2 separate regions of the Homo sapiens genome follow, and region 1 is linked to region 2. The links are chromatin loops, found by intact Hi-C in ENCODE. Cell type or tissue: GM12878. All regions are shown on one strand. Each heading gives the region's core, and the rest is flanking DNA. Links, peaks and the distances in the headings are about the cores only.

The links. Hi-C counts contacts between places; a loop is a spot of excess contacts. Peaks named below come from ENCODE experiments on the same cell type or tissue, not always from the same donor. Only the 100,000 strongest peaks of a DNase experiment are listed, where the experiment ranks them.
Region 1: it touches region 2 in a loop (2.5-fold over the local background); 2 of 110 quality-filtered maps call a loop at or near these places.

The regions. Positions count from the first base shown.
Region 1 is chr5:89,278,319-89,281,118 of GRCh38, reverse strand. All of the region lies in intron 7 of MEF2C-AS1 (MEF2C antisense RNA 1), which reads right to left. Among named protein-coding and RNA genes, the nearest start is that of LINC02161, 300 kb to the left of the region's middle. RefSeq lists an enhancer at 583-752. In GM12878, for the core only: no CTCF peak of the experiment used is centred there; DNase peaks (open chromatin) are centred at 526, 851 and 1,506; H3K27ac peaks cover 2,171 bases.
Region 2 is chr5:89,231,185-89,233,984 of GRCh38, reverse strand. The region is part of intron 7 of MEF2C-AS1 (MEF2C antisense RNA 1); the gene reads right to left. Among named protein-coding and RNA genes, the nearest start is that of LINC02161, 350 kb to the left of the region's middle. In GM12878, for the core only: no CTCF peak of the experiment used is centred there; a DNase peak (open chromatin) is centred at 1,604; H3K4me3 peaks cover 958 bases; H3K27ac peaks cover 2,500 bases.

The sequences.
Region 1 (2,800 bases), core at 212-2,711, 47 kb before region 2:
TAACTCTTAACAAAACACACCTGTATCCACTATGATTTTGGAAGAAGTCTCCCCACCATTTGTTTTGTGGCCTCAAAACTTAAACCTGACCTAAGTATAGTTATGTTTATTGACTACTCACTACTTGCTAGTCACTGTGCTAATAATGCAATACTGGCTTAAATCTCACAATATCCATATTAGGGAAACACAATTCTAACCGTGCTTTCACTGTAAGAGGATTAACTTAGAGAGATTAAGTAATTTTCCTGTGGTCAGCCAAAAGTAAGTGATAAAGTGGAGATTTGAACAGAGTCCTTGCTTTAACCCCAGTTACAATCAGTATTGTATGCCCTGAAAGGAGTGTTCCTTAAGTCCCATTTAAGTATCAGTTTCCTTGGAGATAGTACTTCACTCATTTACCAAAGATTTCTAAGCACCTAGTGCCAATGGCTGTCCTAAGCCCTGGAGACATATCCATTAAAGAGACAGGAGCCATTCAGAACACTCAGTTATAGAGTCAGTTGTTCTGGTATAAGAAGAATCTTCCCCCAAAGTAAGTGTCTAATGCCCTGAGGGAGGTAAGGCTCCTCTACCTCAGGCCTCACAGCACAGCTGGGCACAGCCCATGGAGAATCTATCATGTCAGAACCAGATAGAACAGTTGTGGTCATCTGATTTAATCATCTCGGTTTAGAAATGAAAAAATAAAAATAATCATAACATGCTGAGAATTTAACTTTTTCAAGATTACATAGATTTGTAGTGAAAGACTCACTTCTTAAATACAGTTGCCCCAAATCCCCACCCAGTACTTTCACCAATACATCACACTGTCACCTTGAGAAAGATACAGCACATGTTGAAACCAAAATTTTCCATGGCCATAGGAAAAATTCTCATGACCTTGGATCACTTTATCAGAACAAAACTCCTTCATTTAAGCCATTATCCATGAAGCATTTCTTCTAGAGTTTTTCAAGGTGGTTTCTAACATTTAGGCAATGGGAACTATGTGGGACTTGGACATTTTTCTACTTACTCTAGTGGTGTATGACCTAATACAGTCTCCTGTTAGAAGTGGGAGAAAACTAGAAAACTTACTCCCATTTTTCTTATTGAACCCACTTATTAATAAACATCACCAAAGGTTTCTGTCTTTTCCAGACTCTCTCATTCACACTCATCTAGGCAACATTCTTGGGTTTTCTTTGCCACTGAGAATATTAGGTTAGCATGACTGAGTTCTGTTCACTAGTTGCATTCTCCTCTTATCAGTTTACCACTTTTGCAGTCTATCCTGGCGCTTAAGGATATAATCATCTCCTCACCTCCCCCACCCCACCCCTTGCAGTGTGATGTTAGTTGCTTTGTCTTTTCTTTCCAACACACTAGCTTTGTGCTATATTTAACTCCTGTACATTAGCATTAATATCCAGCCGCACAAGGGAAGTTGCTGCTGTGCATTACTTCCACCAGGTACAGTAGGGGTTTGTTCCGCTAATGCCTTTTGGGGATAGGGAAACAGATGCACATACAATAAGAGGGCTGAAACTTCTCTCCACAGTAAATCCAAGACAAATCTTTATAAGAGATTTATGTACATGATTTTGTTATTTTCTCTTTTGCCTACTTTTGCTTTCCGTTTTGGTGGCACACAAAGCAACTTACAAGGGTGGCTGACAAAGTAAAAGCATATTTCCCTCCAAAGAAACTGCTTTAAACCTGACAAGAAACACAGATGGTCGGCCAGGCATGGTGGCTCACGCCTGTAATCCCAGCACTTTGGGAGGCCAAGGCAGGTGGATCATGAGGTCAGGAGTTCAAGACCAGCCTGGCCAAGATGGTGAAACCCCGTCTCTAATAAAAATACAAAAAATTAGCTGGGCATGGTGGCACGTGCCTGTAATCCCAGCTACTCCAGAGGCTGAGGCAGATAATTGCTTAAACCTGGAGGGGCGGAGGTTGCAGTGAGCCGAGATCACGCCACCACACTCCAGCCTGGGTGACAGAGCAAGACTCTGTCTCAAAAAAAAAAAAAAAAAAAAAAAAGAAAGAAACACAGATGATTACCGATGAACATTATTCTTCTAGGATTCTAAACTGCCTAGAACAAGATTTAGTACATAGTGGATCCTCAAACAGTTGTTTAATGAGTAAAACCAGATGTGATTTCCCCTATTCTGGCTAGTCTTCCTTTGGCTAGATAGGCATTTCACCAATGTCTAGAAGGGAAAGACTGGACCAGAAAAAGGGTGTAGTCATCGCAGGCTTCTCATTTGCTTGTCTAGGTTATTTTTTTTCTTCCTTTTAAACTTTTGGTCTGTGAAATCTTCTCCTCTTTCTCTTTTGCATTCTCTTCCCTTCTTCTCATCTTTCTTCTTATTAATACCAGTTTCTCATTTGCTTTTGTTGTTTACTTAAGCACTCAGACCTGAGTACATTTTTTTTTAGTTGTAATAGATCACTGCCCCATTAGAACAACAACAACAAAAAAAATAGATGTATTCAAGGTTTTATCCAAGTAAGAAACAACATTTTTTGCATTGGCTTAACTTTGTTTTGTAAGAAAAAATAATCATAAAAGCAATATTCATTTGATTCTTAGGTAGTAACATTTATTTAATGAGTATGCTAAATATATGACAGGTTCCAATTTTATTCAATTAAGAAAATGGAGGTGGCTCATGGCAGAAAAGAAAGAGGGAGGAAGAAGAGTAAAACGTATTGGGAGAGTAAAAACACTCATAACTAACAGAAAAAGGTGAAAGAGTGAGAGAAGTAGAAAGTGGTCATGGGACTGAAAAATTCTTGGAAAGCT
Region 2 (2,800 bases), core at 93-2,592:
AATATAATTTATTTAATTGTAAGCTTGCATTACAAATATTTTTAATAATGGCCTTGAGGGCAGATCACTTAAGCCCAGAAATTAGAGACCAGCCTGGGAAACATAGGGAGATCCTGTCTCTAGAAAAAATACAAAAATTATCCAGGCATGGTGATGCATGCCTGCAGTCCCAACTACTTGGGAGGCTGAGGTAAGAGGATCAATTGAGCCCAGGAGGTCAAGGTTGCAGTGAGCCATAATTGTGCCACTGCACTCCAGCCTGGGTGACACAGCAAGATGTGCCTCAAATGATGACTGATGATGATGATGATGATGATGATGATGATGATGATGATGGCCTTGAACAACTGGCTTGCAAAATTAGTGAAAATTTAACAATTAGCTCTGATGAGCTGGTGAAAGCTTGCTCCAGCACATCTTTTGATATTCCCCTGGGCTATTCCCAACAAATATTGTTTTCCAAAATGTTCACTCTGATTTTGTTGCTTGGGCCTCCTAACCTCTCTTACTCATGGAAATAATATTATTGATTACGGCTAGGTGGAAACAGGCCCTAAATAAAACTTTGCATTTGTAATAATTAAAATTCCTTGTAAAAGAACATTTAAACTTGAAGTCCATTTAATTGCAAAAGAATAAACACGAAGGAGAAGTTTAATTAGGCTCAGTGACAACTTCAAAGGCTGTGGAATGTGCTCAAAAGTCACCTTTGAATCACCACAAACATCTCTTTCACTTTTATTCTTTTCTGGTTAAACAGACTGCAAGTTTAAATGTCTTGCTTACTAAAATGGGCAAACATTTTATAGTGATTCCAAAGGTGACTTCTGAGCACAATCCACAGCTTTTGAAGTTGATGTCACTGCTTCTAATTAAATCTAATTACACTGAAGAAGCTGCTATGAGATAGGAAAAGGGAAGGCTGTATATTAAAAGCTAAATGCAAATGATCTCAATTTGGAAAAGTATGCTTAATATTTGCTCAGTTGTCAATATTCCCTCTAAAACTACCCACATCCAGGGGATCTTCTTTCACTTTTATGCTCTCTTAAAGAAGAAATGCTCTCAGACTAACTTGTCCTATGCAAATTGACTATTTTTTTTTTATTTTAATTTTTCCAGGCTGTTTGACCACGGTAGAGTAAATAAGACCTTCTGTACAGGGTTAAGAATTTTAGAAATCATTACTAAATAGATTTTTTAATACTGATGTCTTGCCAAATCAGAAGACAAATAGTGTGAAATAGCTTTTAATGTTTATCTACGTTGAGTTCTTAATCATAAAGCTTTAGCTCAGCATGAGCTTTTAGTTTACACTGAATGAGGAAGAAAGGTTTTAGTTTTTGCAGCATATATATTTCTAGTGCTCCTTTCTGATTTTATGGGCAATCCTGTCTTCATGCTTTCTTAATCTTGAAGCTTTTTCAAAGGCAACATACTGTGCCAAATGTACAGCGATTATGTAATGTGGACAAAAATCCAGTGGGAAATGTGTAGAGCAGATCAAAATCATTCCACTTAAGACCTTTTACAGTCATTTGATCTAATGATGTTCACTAACGTTTGATGTACTAAAAGGCAACCACTGTGTGAACATAAGGTTTGCATCAACATGTGACTTCTCAGTGAAACCGAGATCATTGTGGTCTTTTGAAGACAGTTTTACATACAAAATAATAATATCTATACAGTCCCATGACACACTTTATGAATCACTAAATTTTATGCCACTTCCTATGAAAAATCTTTCTCATGTCAACTGGTCATCAAAGCAGTGTCTTATATGCATGGGAAGCAAAATGGGGAATTTCATTGATTACCCAAATTGAAAGTATAGCTCATATAAATTTTTGGAGAAAAAGTAAATTGTCATCTAGTTTACTAACTTTGACACAGCCACAGATCAAAATTGTTCCATAAACTTATTTAAGCTAGAAAATATTTCCTCATTTCTTTTCATGTTCTACTCTTCAGTTACTTTTTTTCAAGGTTCACCAATACTGTGCACTTCAGGATTCAACTATACATGAGTAACTCTACTATAAGCTCAGACATGTAAAGAGCTTGGAAATCATCACTCCTGTTCTTACAATAAGAAAGAGCTGAACAAACAGAAATGCAACGACTTTTCTTGAGAGAACTGAGATTACAGGGTAAATTTCTATCTAGATATCTGGAAAGACAGCCAAATCCAGAGATTCACAGTATTCCAGGAAAGATTTGCTTACCTGGGGTAGAAGTCTCTGGAGCTCATAAAATGGTAGGAGCACTTAAATGGTAATTTTGCCACATTGCAAAGGCTGAATGGACTAGCATGAGAGTGTAAAATTCCTGGGGTCACAGACTTAGGGAGGCCCCACAATTTTGTTGGCTTTACCTCAAGGAATCCCACCAGATTCTCACAGCGAAGAGCCAACAAAGATCCTTCAGCCAGAAGCAGGAGTTAAAGCTTCAAGGAAATAGGTTAGGAATGCTACGGCCGGAGAAGTAGAGAAGAGGCCTAAGGGAAACCTATACCACTGGCAAAACACTTACCAAAGTCATAGCCCTAAAACACAGGCCCACTGAAAGAGTAGTGTTTAATTGTAAGATTACAGAATTTTTCACCTCTTGCGTTCCTTTGCACAGCAACAGCACTCTGGTATAACAACAGTGGACCATAGCTGAAAGAGCTTCAAGATGTCCACTGTCTTTGAGGAGGAACATTTAAGGGTGTCCAAAGTCAACAGGAGAGAAACATCAAGGACACTAGAGGAATTTAAAGCTTCTGGCACATATTAGCTACAGCAAACATAAACAC